Regions from separate parts of the Homo sapiens genome. Here region 1 is linked to region 2. The links are chromatin contacts, found by Hi-C or POLR2A ChIA-PET in ENCODE. All regions are on one chromosome and are shown on one strand. The core of a region is the stretch at or near the end of the contact, and the rest is flanking DNA. Distances in the headings are between cores, read along the strand shown. Region 1 holds the start of LINC02766 (long intergenic non-protein coding RNA 2766). Region 2 overlaps VPS13D (vacuolar protein sorting 13 homolog D).

The links. Hi-C counts contacts between places; a loop is a spot of excess contacts on that map. ChIA-PET counts read pairs that join two places held with the same protein, here RNA polymerase II (POLR2A). Pooled maps may share reads with other maps.
Region 1: a map of HepG2 shows a loop between it and region 2 (2.3-fold over the local background). The contact joins the promoter of LINC02766 here to the enhancer-like site in region 2. A Hi-C loop is called at or near these places in 1 of 168 maps with a recorded cell type or tissue (HepG2), 1 of 37 single-sample maps with no recorded cell type and 2 of 50 pooled maps. POLR2A ChIA-PET finds 5 or more read pairs at or near these places in 2 of 52 experiments (AG04450 and BJ).

The regions. Positions count from the first base shown.
Region 1 is chr1:12,521,014-12,528,838 of GRCh38, reverse strand. LINC02766 (long intergenic non-protein coding RNA 2766) reads right to left here and starts at 3,286. Exons shown (of 3, transcript NR_187319.1): 1 at 3,212-3,286; 2 at 1,047-1,394; 3 at 1-789.
Region 2 is chr1:12,306,489-12,313,473 of GRCh38, reverse strand. VPS13D (vacuolar protein sorting 13 homolog D) reads right to left here. Exons shown (of 70, transcript NM_015378.4): 27 at 4,833-5,043; 28 at 1,849-2,020; 29 at 1,549-1,661. Among named protein-coding and RNA genes, the nearest start is that of VPS13D, 80 kb to the right of the region's middle. Within about 2 kb of position 3,518, at least 6 of the 41 ENCODE cell types and tissues checked have a DNase peak (open chromatin) inside an H3K27ac peak, as active enhancers do.

The DNA of each region.
Region 1 (7,825 bases), core at 2,037-4,536, 220 kb before region 2:
GCTGATCTTGAACTCCTGACCTCGTGGTCCACCCAAAGTGATCACTCCTGACCTTGCCCTCTCAAAATGCTGGGATTACAGGCGTGAGTCACCGCGCCCAGCAGATGTCATTTTCTAAAATAAGACAATGGTTGAAGTGTGTGGCCGCTAACTCCTGTGCTGAGCGCACTGGGATGGACCGGTGGGGGAAGCCTTTGCTCAGCCCTGGACCACCAAGGTCTCTGCCGGGCTGCTCTCCCCTCGGCCTGCTTGCGTGTGCAAGTCCACGGGCACACGTCCTGCCTTCATGTCTTGGACTTTAAACACCCTGGGCAGCTGGCCAGGCCTTGGTTTTGTTTGCAGAGTTGCCTAATCTAATATTGGTATTTAGCAAACAAAGCCCAAACAAGGGAGAAGTAGGCCCCTCTTGCCTCTTCTGAGCTTCCAGGGCTCTCCAGTGGACCCAAGAAGCACCGTGAGATGCCCCACAGTTTCATGGCCAAATAAAGAAACTTGAGTCAACCTTCTCTGTGGTTAACAGGGAATCCTCAGAGCGGGTGTTTTGGGTCCAGGCCACCCCATGCAAGGAATCCTGCTAGGAGAAAATGGGTCACTCCTAGTGGGGCTGGCCTGGGGCAGACTGTGGGGTGAAGAGGGCTGGCCATGTGCCCCTGACGCCCCTTCCTCAGATGCCCGCTGCTCCCCCGCATCGTAGAGCCCGTGGGTCTTGCATTCTTGCGGCGGCAGCTCCCCCGTCTTCTCACAGCTCCTGGCTCCCTCCTGTCATCCAGATGTGTGTTCCACGGAGCTCTAAAATTAAACAGATGCATCTGATAGCGACCTGCCCTTCACCCAGCAAGACACTCCCGAAGCACCAAAGCCCGTAGGTGGGCATCATCATGGTGGCCATTTGGGCCATGGTTGGAGATCCTGGAGGGCCTGGAGCAGAGGGGCCTTCCCTTCCCACAGGGCTCCGACCAAACCCGCGTCCCCTGGCATGGCTGGTTCAGTTCCAACCCTTGTGCCCTTTGAGATCACCTCCAGCCCGCGCTGGAAAGTCCACTCACCCGCCCTCCTGAGGAGCTCATGCGTATCCCAGGCTGCCACAGATGGTGACGCTGGGGAAGAAAGGCAGGTCATGGGCTTGGGCCACAGCTGCTTCTCGTGGACTGGACGGAGCAGGTGACGTGTCGGCCAGGAAGGAGGAAGGAGGCCCTCTCGGCCACGGACAGGCTCCAGGCTCCTCACATCAGGACCCAGGCCCTGCCCTCCCCGAGGGCCCAGGATCCAGACGCTTCCAAAAGTGCTCTCCTTGCATTTCCTGACCCGCCTCTACCGTGCTGTCCAATCTGACAGCCACCAGCTACAGCGGCGATGGAGGCGATGGAAATGCGCCTATTTGGAGTTGAGCTGTTCTGTAAGTGTGAAACAGGCACCACATTTCAAAGATTTAGTGCAAAATCACAACATAAAGCATCTCATTAACAATGTTTTCTAATGATTATACATTACATGATAATGTCTTGGACATATTGTCTTTAATTATTAAAATTAACTTTCCATTTCTTTTTCCTTCTTAAAAAATGGGTCACCTAGAAAATTTTATTTTTATTTCTTTTTATATTTATTTATTTATTTATTTATTATTTTTTGAGATGGAGTTTCACTCTGTCACCCAGGCTAGAGTGCAATGGCGCAATCTCGGCTCACTGCAACCTCCGCCTCCCAGGTTCAAGCAATTCTCCTGCCTCAGCCTCCCGAGTAGCTGGGATTACAGGTGTGTGCCACCACACCTGACTAATTTTTCTATTTTTAGTAGAGACGGGGTTTCACCATGTTGGTGAGGCTGGTCTCAAACTCCTGACCTCATGATCTGCCAGCCTCAGCCTCCCAAAGTGCTGGGGTTACAGGCGTGAGCCACCATGCCCAGCCTATTTATTTTTATTTTTTAGTGACAGGGTCTTGCTCTGTTGCCGAGGCTGGAGTGCAGTGGTTCGATCTCAGCTCACTGCAGCCTCTACCTCCTGGGCTCAAGAAGCCTCAGCCTCCCTAGTAGCTGGGACTACAGACATGTGCCACGATGCCCAGCTCATTTTTTTTTTTTAATTTTTAAAATAGAGACAAGTTCTCACTATGTTTCCCCAGCTGGTCTTGAACTCCTGAGCTCAAGCAATCCTCCCGCCTCAGCCTCCCAAAGTACTGGGATTATAGGTGTCAGCCACTGCTCCCAGCCTAGACAATTTTAAATTACATGTGTGACTTGCATTGTTTCTTTGTTTTTCTTTTTGGATACAGAGTCTTGCTCTGTTGCCCCGGCTGGAGTGCAGTGGCACCATCTCACTCACTGCAACGTCCTGGGATTACAGGCATGCATCGCCATGCCCAGCTCATTTTTATATTTTTAGTAAAGATAGAGATGGTGTTTCGCCATGTTGGCCAGGCTGATCTCAAACTCCTGGCCTCAAGGGATCCGCCTGCCTCGGCCTCCCAAAGTGCTGGGATTCCAGGAGCCCGGGTGACTTGCATTATTTCTATGGGACAGCGCTGGTCCACTTGGTAACGGTGGAAGCCATATTTCTCAGAATCCACTTCCTGTAGGTCTCAGGGCAGAGTTGTCAAGAGGGAAGGCACCCGTGATTTGAGAGGCAAAGGTGAGGCTGGCCTTGCTGACCAACACTGACCCCAGGCCGACCCCAGGCCCACCCCAGACCCACCCCAGACCCTTTGCTGCAAACTCACAGAAGACACCTCCCAAAGACGCCCACCCCAGCCCCCTCGGCAGTCCTCCTTGCCCTCCACCCCCGCCACAGCTGGGTGAGGCCTGACTCCTAGAATACATCCTTTATTCCACGACAGACCTCATGGTTCTGGCTCCCTGTTGAACCCCGTCTGATCCCCACCTCTCCTGGGCCTCTGGAGGCCGCATCCAACACAGCTGAGAAGGTGAAGGTTAAGGTCTCAAAATACAGCCGGCCGCAGCTCAACAGCAAGAGGCCTCCTGCCCAGGCCTCTAGGGTTCCATTTCCTCTCCTTCTGCCCACCACCCCTGGCTATTCTCTCTCCCCTTCACTACCCACTTCCCCTCCTCTCCTCCCTGTCTGCTGGCTCCTTCCTTCCAGTCCACAAGCAGCTCAACTCCCTGCTGCTTTTAAAACACCAACATGGCAAAAACCAAAACCACCCTCCCTCCCACAGTCAAATTTTAAAGATACATCTACACTCCCTTCTTCACCTTTGGATCCTATTTCAACACCAGGGACTGGCTTCTGGCCCACATCCCAGAGCCGCCAGGGACAAGGCCACCAGTGGCCTCATTTCCCAATCCCCGGCCTCTTTTCAGTCTTGCTCCACATGACCTCAGAGCAGAGGTGGTCACTAGTCCCTCCTCCTCTGCCCTTTTCCCCATGACACCCCCTTTGTCATCCCCATCACTGACCCTTCCTGGATCCTCCTCCCCTGGCAGTTCTTACGTTGACATTTCCCAGGGTGCTGGCCTTAGACCCCTCATTTTATGCCCCCTCTGGGTAAGGCATTCACGCCAGGACTTATTTAAACTACTGTCTCCCCCGTCTCTACTAAAAACACAAAAATTAGCCAGGCGTGGTGGCACATTTCTGTAGTCGCAGCTACTCAGGAGGCTGAGGCAGGAGAATCGCTTGAACCTGGGAGGCAGAAGTTGCAGTGAGCTGAGATCGCAGCACTGCACTCCAGACTGGGCAGCAGAGTGAGACTCTGTCTCCAAAAAATAAACAAACAAACAAACTAACAAACTACTGTCTCCAAAAGAATGACTCCCCCATCTCTACCTTTCTAATGCTGCTAACTGGATGCTCTGCAGGGCCCCATGTTCAATGTGTCCAAAGTGAAACCCGTCACCTAAGATGGCCTCCCAGTTCTCTTTTTTTTTTTTTTTGAGATGGAGTCTCATTCTGTTGCCCAGGCTGGAGTGCAGTGGCGCGATCACGGCTCACTGCAACCTCTGCCTCCCAGGTTCAAGTGATTCTCTTGCTCAGCCTCCTGAGTAGCTGGGACTACAGGCGCCTGCCACCATGTCCAGCTAATTTTTTGTATTTTTAGTAGAGACGGGGTTTCACCGTGTTAGCCAGGATGGTCTTGGTCTCCTGACCTTGTGATCCACCTGCCTCGGCCTCCCAAAGTGCTGGGATTACAGGCGTGAGCCACCGTGCCCGGCTATCTCCCAGTTCTCTATCTCAGGGAGCAGCCAAGGCCGGAGGCACCTTTACTCATTTAGGTCACTGGCTTCCTGTTCTCAAAGAGAAAATCTCTCTCTGCTCACTCCCATTCATGCCTCTTCACACCACTAACTCTTTTTTTAAAGCTTAGCTTGGCCATTACCCTCCTTTCACTCTGCATGATTCTGAGCTCCTCTAGGTGGCTTTGTGTGTCAGCAGTTTGTGGGTTTTCATTGCTGCGTAGTATTCCAACCTTATGGTATACTATAGTTTGTTTATCATAAAATGAATTGGAAAGTGCTTTCTTCTCTAGTGTGGATTTGTGTAGGGTTGATAGTAATTTTTCCTTGAGTGGAATTCACTCAAGTGAAGCCATCTGGGCCTGGATTTTTTGTGTAGGGGAAGGTTTTTAATTAAAAATTTAATTTCGTTAATAGATGTAGGGCTATTCAAATTTCCCGTTTCTCCTATGAAGTTTTGTAATTTGTGCCTTTCAAGAAATGTGTCCATTTTATCTGCATTGTTAGATTTAAAGGCAGGAAGTTATTCATAATATTCCTCTGCTATCCTATAAACATCTAGGATCTGTAACAATGTTTCTCCTTTTCTCCCCAGTGTGGAATATTTTGGGGAGATTGTGGGGGGGACGGAGAGAACCAAAGCCTAATCCTCCACAGTAGAAAATCAGTAGACCACACCTGCAATTGGAAAAAAAAAATGCAAAAATAGGTGAAAACATGATATTTGGAAAAACAGAGTTAAATACAAGAAGACATTGGAAAAGAAGTCAAAGTAGCTGCCTCTGGGGACAGGATTAGTGTGGCGTGGGACACGGTGGGGCACAGGATTGGAAAACAGTTCATTCCAAGCTCCCATAAAACTCCAGTTCAGGGCTCTTTCATTCTGGATCTCCCCTCACCCACCTGTCCTTCCCTTCCCCAATTCAGGCTGCACTGAAGATGTTTCAGTCCTTTGCGGAACTTCTCTCACCAACTCCATAAGGGGCCTTGGCTTAGTCTGGTGGTCCCAATTGTCAGACCCAACTCCTCTCCCATCTCCAGGGATGACAGACATTGGACATCCGCCAGGACCCTTACCTTGGACCAGTGGTGTGCTTAGTAGGCTGGAAGCCCATAGAACTCTTCTGAGTTTTTTTTTGTTTTTTAACTCTTCCTTTCTCAATATGACAAAACTACTTTCAATGACAAAAACAGCAATTACCTGCCAGGCACGGTGGCTCACGCCTGTAATCCCAGCACTTTGGGAGGCCAAGGCGGGCTAATCACCTGAGGTCGGGAGTTCGAGACCAGCCTGACCAACATGGAGAAACCCTGTCTCTACTAAAAATACAAAATTAGCTGGACGTGGTGGCGCATGCCTGTAATCCCAGCTGCTCGGGAGGCTGAGGCAGGAGAATCGCTTGAACCCAGGAGGCAGAGGTTGCAGTGAGCCGAGATTGTGCCATTGCACTCCAGCCTGGGCAACAAGAGTGAAATTCTATCTCAAAGAAAAAAAAACCCAGCAATTACCTCTGCAGCAACCTAATATCTTCACTAATACTAATGAATGAAACAATAAGAATAAAATAAATGTGGATGGTGAAAATTTTTTATTGAACTTTAAAAATACACAATCACAGTACAAAAGTATGACAGTACAAAAGGGCACAATTACTTACTCTTATTACAGGTTTTTTGTTGGTTTGTTTGCTTTTTTGAGACAGAGTCTTGTTCTGTTGCCCAGGCTGGAGTTCAGCGGCGCGATCTCAGCTCACCGCAACCTCCGCCTCCCGGGTTCAAACAATTCTCCTGCCTCAGTCTCCCAAGTAGCTGGGATTACAGGCGCCTGCCACCACGCCGGGCTAATTTTTGTATCTTTAGTAGAGACGGGGTTTCTCCATGTTGGCCAGGCTGGTCTTCAACTCCTGACTTCAGATGATACGCCCGCCTCGGCCTCCCAAAGTGCTGGGATTACAGGTGTGAGCCACTGCATCCGGCCATTGCTATATATTTTTTATATTTACTTAATGATTTGAATTTTGGTCTTTTGGTGATAGCCCTATATAACAAATGTCTATTTAAATAATTCTCCAGTAACTAATAAGTGGATTTTAAGAAGATCATCAGCAAAAGGTACACTGAAATTGTGGCAATTATAAAATCATACTGCTAACATAACAATTTTCTTTACATTTCATGGATGAACTAAAATTTGCACTTACCAGACAAAAAGATTGCCCTTCCTAGTCTGGATTCTGTTTCACTCTCTAAGGTTTTTTTTTTGAGACAGAGTCTCTCTCTGTCGCCCAGGCTGGAGTGCAGTGGCACGATCTCAGCTCACTGCAACCTCTACCTCCCGAGTTCAAGCGATTTTCCTGCCTCAGCCTACTGAGTAGCTGGGATTACAGGTGCGCACCACCATGCCCAGCTAATTTTTTTGTTTTTTTAGTAGACATGGGTTTTCACCATGTTGGCCAGGCTGGTCTCAAACTCCTGACCTCAGGCGATCCACCTGCCTTGACCGACCTCCCAAAGTGTTGGGATTACAGGCATGAGCTACTGCGCCTGACCTCACTCTTTAAGTTTTAAAACACAAATAAACTGCAAGTGAGGTCGGGTGCAGTGGCTCACACCTGTAATCCCAGCGCTCTGGGAGGCTGAGACAGGCAAATCTCAGCTTGAGGTCAGGAGTTCGAGACCAGCCCGGCCAACATGGTGAAACCTCGTCTCTACTAAAAATACAAACATTAGCTGGATGTGGTGGTGCATGCCTGCAATTTCAACTACATGGGAGGCTGAGGCAGGAGAATGCTTGAACCCGGGAGGTGGAGGTTGCAGTGAGCCGAGATCGCATCATGGCACTCCAGCCTGGCAACAGGAGTGAAATTCCGTCTCAAAAAAAAATAAATAAATAAAATAAAACCGCAAGTGGTCACACAGAATGACAGCATTGAAGCAACTCAAGTCCCATTGCTTTGTCTTAAAATCTGTTTAAATGCAGGAATATGTTGGAACAGGGGGGTTAGGGACTCCACTGTGCCCCGAGCAAGCCTGAACAATTCCAAACCATTAGAACATTCTCTTGAAATGAAGGTGTGTTAGCTGAGTCCACGCTTGGTGGGCAAACCACTGCATAACCGGCAGATCTCAGAATTAATGTCCACGTGGTGTACAAGATTTACTAAAGGAAAAGTACTACAGTGTACTAATTTAAAGCTTGCCTACATATCTACTAAAACTCACTGGAATTTAAACTCACTAAAGATTTTTGAGGGGAGGAGAATTTTATCTCCACCCCAAATCTCCAGATTTTGTTTAGAATTGCCAAGAGCACAGTGATAGTAAAAAGCAGCCGGCTTTTAGTCCTAGTTTTATTATTGTTTTTTAATTGTTTGCAGGCTGGATCTGCACTCTCTCCAGCACGCAGGCTCCTACTCCCACCGACCGCCCTTGTAAGTCACTGTCATGGGCCAAAGTTCCATGGCCACTGTGTCATACTCACGATCTCTCCTTAACCTGCCATTGGTGCTTCATTCTGCCTAACTTTGCTCTGTCTGAAATTCCAACAAAACTTACAGGCAATGTCCTCTACATTGTTGAATACAACATATGTCTTACTTGGCGTTTTAGTGCCATGCAATCCAGTTGACTGTG
Region 2 (6,985 bases), core at 2,269-4,768:
CGCTGGGTGACGTGGCTCATGCCTGTAGTCCCAGCTACTCGGTGGGGCTGAGGTGGGAGGATCACTTGAGCCAGGGATGTGGAGGTTGCAGTGAGCCGAGATGGCACCACTGCAGTCCCGCCTGGGCAACAGAGAGAGATTCTGTCTTAAAAAAAAAAAAAAAAAAAAAAAAAAGGAAAGAATAAAATTGCTAGCTCACAAGACCACCAATGTGGGACCACAGTTTCAGTATGCAACGCTCTCACCAGCTGAGTTAGGTACAGACCGTGGCGGACTTTCAACAGAAAGACTAACTAGAAGACAGAGTGCTTCAGCAGGGAATCACTGGCCTTGAAGTCCTGTTTTCAAATGCCAAACCACTTTCCCAGTCATACGACCTTAAGCTAGTCAGAAACTCTATCTGGAAAAGAGTGATGTACGCCCAGCTTACAGGACTGATAAGAGATCAACATGAAAAGGTTATTAAGTGTGAAATGCACTTTTTAAAGTTCCACACCAGTAATCACGAATTCATACATTTACACTGACTAAGGAAGTGACAGAAATAAGCGAAGGACTAGGTAAGCATATGCCCCATTTCAAGGGAGCAATTGCTACTCCGCTTCCAGATGCTTCCAAGTGAGAACATGGACCTAGTATTGCCAAAGCTTCCAGTTTTTCAAAAGAAGCTAAATACAAACCTTTTATATAAAATCCTGCAACTTTTTGGGGCGGGAGGGACCAGGTTTCAGCTGTCACCTAGGCTGGAGTGCAGTGGTGTGATCATGGCTCACTGCAGCCTCAATCTCCTGGTTCAAGTGATTCTCTCACCTTAACGCCTTGAGTAGCTGGGACTACAGGCATGCACCACCATGCGCAGCTAGTTTTTTAATTTTTTGTAGAGACAGGGTCTCTCACTATGTTGCCCAGGCCAGTCTGGAATTCCTGGCCTCAAGCAATCCTCCTTCCTTGGCTTCCTAAAGTGCTGGGACTACAGGCCTGAGCCACTGCGCCTAGCCCCTAACTTTGAAAATGTTGGCCAGCAAGGCATCAATGCTGCACATCAAGTGGTTCTGCATCTCCCACCCCGTAACTACTCAGACACACAGCAAGACAGGACTTTCTGACTCCATCACCCTGTGTGGGACCATATTTTAGTTCCACAAAGTCTGCCAGAGCATTTAGTTGCCATTCAACACCATTCAGAGCTCATTTTTCCCGCTGGCACATCAAAACACTAGCTGCTCTGTCACCCTAAGCGACTACAACAAGCAGAGCAGCCCAGACCCACAATGGTCACAGAGTATGAGGGAGAAAAAGATCTTCACTGTTTTAAGTCACTGATACTTTGGGGTTGTCTGTTACTACAGCATAACCTAACCTATGTTGACTGATAGAGCATGAATCTAAACTTTTCAAAAGCACTGTGTAGATCAACCAAAAGACACTCTGCAGACAACATTCCATCTGTGGGCCACCACTCTGCAACCTCTGCTCTGTGTCAATGCAAAACATGTGTATTATTTGGATACTGTTACTAACAGTATAATAATATAATCAAAGGCATACCTGGCTAGGGACCCAGCACCTTCTTTTCTTTTTGGATCTTTAAGCTCCAGACTTACATTCACCATATCAATGAGGAAGCACATACAGGTGTACACTTCTCCACTCAGGACAGTCTACAAAAGGAAAATGCTCGTCAATCCACAGCTGATGATGCCATCCTAAAAACAGGCTCATACGCCAAGAAATCTAATTTGCTTGTTGCTCCACCTTCTTTCTCCAAGTGAGTTTGAGGAATAGATACACAGGGTGACCGTCAGCTGAGACTATGAGAGTGACAGAAGAACATAAGGTCTCACTCACATGAATTCTTGGATCTTGTAAATCATAAGGCCGCATAAATTCCTCTATGGGTTCTCCCAGGTTGTTCTCTAATAAGCCGCGGATCAGCTTGTATTTATACAGATCCAGAGAGCAGTGGACTGAGGAGAGATTGCCATGGATAGATATGTCTGGCACAGTATGACTTATTTCTCTATGAAAAAGAAAAAAGATCACTTACACAGACAAGTCACTAACTTAACACTGACATAGCTCACGCCCAAACAACGGGGCTAAAATGTACTCACCTACATTATCAAGTAGGTAATTCCTACTTCCAATGACAAAAATTTCATGTAGCTCCAAATGAAGCAAGTTAATATGACTGTCATGCTTCAACTACAAAAAGCCCCTTTTCTCCCAAAATTTACATTTAGAAAATCCTCAAACCAGGCCAGGTGTGGTGGCTCACACCTATAATCCCAGCACTTTGGGAGGCTGAGGTGGGAGGATCACTTGAGCCCAGGAGTTCGAGACCAGCCTGGACAACATAGTGAAACCCCATCTCTACAAAAAATGCAAAAATTAACTGGGCATGGTGGTGTGCACTTGTGGTCCCAGCTACTCAGGAGGCTGAGGTGGGGGTTCACTTGAGCCCAGGAAGTCAAGGGTGCAGTAAGCTGTGATCGTGCCACTGTATTCCAGCCTGTGTGACAGAGTGAGACCCTGTGGGAGGGAGAGAGGGAGAGAGGGAGGGAAGGAGGGAAGGAGGGAAGGAGGGAAGGAGGGAAGGAGGGAAGGAGGGAAGGAAGGAAGGAGGGAAGGAGGGAAGGAAGGAAGGAGGGAAGGAGGGAGGGAGGGAGGGAGGGAGGGAAGGAAGGAAGGAAGGAAGGAAGGAGCAAGAAATGGAGGGAGGGAAATCCTTAAACCTAGTATGAGGTAACTAATCTATTAATAAGGAAAACCTCATGAGACTCACAAAGAGCTTAAATATTACACTTGGGAAAGCAATAAAGAAAAGATGCCAAGATCTTTATTTAACTCTTTGGATTTAGTGGTAACTAAAGGCAAACACCAGTGTTTCATACTGAGCCCAGATGGGACATGAGGATAAACTCTGAATAGGTTCGTCATCTCAGCTGGGATGGACAGAAGTAAAGTTGAAGAGGGGGAGGGGCACACATCTGTACCTCATCTCAATACTAAAAAGCTTTCTCTAACCTCCCATGGGTGAACTGGGCATTGTGAATCCTACAGACACTATGCTCTAAGTATAGAGAGGGCTAGTGTTTGAAATGGCAGAGGTATATAAGAAAAGTTATTTTGTCTGCAGAGAAAAGCCGACATACAACAGAGTTTTAAAAGACAATGATGCAATAACAAAGAAAAACAGAGACGGCTGACCAAGTGCCATCTCGGGTTGCTGTGTGTGCAGTGTGAGACTGACAGGACACCTTGCATTCAGCATCACCTTCTATCAGGCCTAACAGAATACAATTATCTGCACAGAAACACTGATGGGAGTGGGGAAAGTTTAGATAAGCTGAATAGGAAAGCTTTTTTTTTGTTTTTTGGAAAGCATTGCTTGAAAAGAAAACAAAGTGTTCAATTTCTAAATAACGAAGCTCCTCTTAAGACTGCTTAGCCAGTAAAACCAAATATAGCCCATGCCAACCATAACTGAACACCAGCCAGGGAGCACTTGAATAACACGTAAGACTGAAACACAAACATCCCAGTGAGAACAGCTAAGTTGTATCATTAATCCAGAAAGAAACTAAAAAAGTGACATTAAATGACTTGCCCAAACCAAGAACTGTGAAGGGAGTGGCCAAAAAGAGATTCAAATCATGCTCTATACAAATAATAAACCTGTTTTTCTTTCTTTCTTTTTTTTTTTTTTTTTGAGACTGAGTCTTGCTCTGTCACCCAGGCTGAAGTGCAGCGGCTCAATCTAGGCTCACTGCAACCTCCACCTCCCTGGTATAATCAATTCTCCTGCCTCAGCCTTCCCGGTAGCTGGGATTACAGGCACACGCCACCATGCCTGGCTAATTTTTGTATTTTTTTTTTAGTAGAGACGGGGTTTCACCATGTTGGCCAGGCTGGTCTTGAACTCCTGAACTTGTGATCTGCCGCCTCGACCTCCCAAAGTGCTGGGATTACAGGCATGAGCCACCATGTCCATATGCCAAGGCGGGCATGCCAAGGCAGGTGGATCACGAGGTCAAGAGATCGAGACCATCCTGGCCAACATGGTGAAACCCCATCTCTACTAAAAACACAAAAATTAGCTGGGTGTGGTGGCATGCGCCTGTAATCTCAGCTACTTGGGAGGCTGAGGAAGGAGAATCGCTTGAACCCGGGAGGTGGAGGTTGCAGTGAGCTGAGATCTCGCCACTATACTCCAGCCTGGTGACAGAGTGAGACTCCATCTCAAAAAAAAAAAAAAAAAGAAAAAAAAGATCAAATCAAACATTAAATTAGAATCATGTGCTTAACTACCTGTATCCCTCAACAAAACATAAGTTCCTTCAAAGGAATTAGTTTTCTCTTTCATCACAGTAGCCCTCATGTTCAGCACATAGTAGGGACTCAATAAACATTTGTTAAATAGACGAAGAAATAAGTGAATAACTAGTTCTTCCAAACTTATCTTAATAGCACTGATTTCCACGTTAAGATTCTACTTATCATAGACAGTTATTCAGATATAAAACATTGGCTGGGCATGGTGGCTCACGCCTGTAATCCCAGCACTTTGGGAGGCTGAGGCAGGCAGAACACCTGAGGTCAGGAGTTCAAGACCACAACATGGTAAAACCCCATCTCTACTAAAAATACAAAAATTAGCCGGGCATGGTAGCATGTGCCTGTAATCCCAGCTACTTGGGAGGCTGAGGCTGAGGAGAATCACTTGAACCTCAGAGGTGGAGGTTGCAGTGAGCCAAGATTGCGCCACTGCACTCCACCCTGCCTGGTGAACAGAGCGAGACTCCATCTCAAAAAAAAAAAAAAACACTCACTTGTCCAAATTCCTTTCCACCTGCAATTTCAGCCTACAAGGCTCGGTTAAGAGGCTTCCTCCTGTCTGTCGCACAAAATAGGAAGGGAAGATCAGATCTCCACTACTATCCTCTGGTGCCTTCGAGTATTCTCTCGGATGTCTCTCTGCAGCAAAGATGTCCATGTCCTGGAGATCCACGACAACGCAATCCAGCAGGCAGACATGGTCTTCTACAAGGACCCAAGGAAAGAGAGGTAATGAAGAAAAGGGGACCCAAAAAGGGGTTGCACTAAACAAATAAAAAATGCAAAGCTCATTCTGTCTTTGAAAATGTTTACAGCTGCCTGCTTCCCCACACTGTCCACTACTCAGAAAACTGGCTGTCCAGGAGTCTCCACTATGGCAGCCAGACCTCCTTATGCAAAGCTCCATGTGCTCGACACACCCTGCCCACCCGCCTCCACTCCAAGCACAGACCGCGTCACAGTTCTACGGTGTCTCATGCCCATGCTGTGACAACAACTGAGGCTGGGGGATTGATGACGAAATCTGACTCCATAGGCAATCCCTCCCCACGCACAATGCTACCAAAAGGTTTACAAACTTTCTCCAGCACTAAAATTATTTTTTCAAACAAATACTGCCACATGTAACCACGTCCATTTCCACTGACCAGATCCAAACCACCTTCATTCTTGCCTAGACCAAAAAGAACTCTCCTCCATTAGGCCTACATAATTCCATTCTAGCCCTCACAAAACCACTCTCCCCACCAAATACCTGAGTAATCCTTAAAAAAATAAACAGTCCATAACATTCACTTATTTTATACACTTACTGGCTACGGTTAATCCAAAATTCTTTCTGTAAGCCGGGAGCGGTGGCTCACACCTGTAATCCCAGCACTTTGGGAGGCTGAGGCAGGTGGATCACCTGAGGTCAGGAGTTCAAGACCAGCCTGGCCAACATGGTGAAACCAGTCTCTACTAAAAATATAAAAATTAGCCAGGGGTGGTGTTGGGCGCCCAAATCCAAGCTACTCAGGAGGCTGAGGCAGGAGAATGGCTTGAACTCGGGAGGCAGAGGTTGCAGTGAGCCAAGATCACGCCACTGCACTCCAGCCTGGGCAGAACAAGACTCCATCTCAAAACAAAAAAGAAACAAAATTATTTCTGTAAAACTCCCCCAAATCCCTACAAGGCCCTGCACAAGCCCACTGCCTTCTTTCCCAAGCTCATTTCAAGCCATTCTCTCTCCTGCTCACTAGGCCTCAGGCTTACTGTCCTTTGTTACCCCCAAAATGCCAAGCTCTTTGCTGCCTCAACAGCCTTACAGGTGGCATGGCCCGCCCCTCTCATCTAAATTCAGTCTTCTCTCTTCTTCTGTCTTTTCCATGATAACATTTATTATAATCTATCAATATTTAAATGCTCAATGTCTTTTTCATTAGTCTATAAGTAGCACTGTAGGAGGAGCCATGTCTAACAGCATGTTAATATACTAGGGAATAAAATATCATAACACCTGGCATTACGTGGGCACTGAAAAAATTAGTTTTTTATTAGTTACTTACATTGATAAATACATGGAATAGATAAAAGTAGAGCTGATCTGCTAGAAGGGGGTAAGGAAAGTGAATGAAGCAGGCTTTGGAGATTCTCCAGGGCAGGGGTCCCAAATCCCCAGGCCACAGACAGGTACTCACAGTAGGAGGTCAGCGAGCATTACCACCTGAGCTCTGCCTACTGTCAGATCAGCGGTGGGATTAGATTTTCATTGGGGTGCAAACCCTATTGGGAATTGCCTAAGAGAAGGATCTAGATTGTGTGCTCCTTATGAGAATCTAATGCCTGATGATCTGCGGTGGAACAGTTTCATCCTGAAACCATCCCCAACCCTGTCTGTGGAAAAATTGTCTTCCATGAAACTGGTCCCTGATGCCAAAAAGGTTGGGGACTGCTGCTCTAGGGTACTGCTATGGAATCCTAGGATTACATGGAAACAGTGTGAAAACCACTGTCTTAATCCAAGACAATGTATCATTAATAGTGAAATTTCAGAAACAAATAGCAAATCAGTAGGAGATATACTGTTAAAAAAGAGACATTCTTTCTATAAAACATCCCAAATCACTTCTTAAAGGCATCCACCAATACATATGTAAGACTGGCC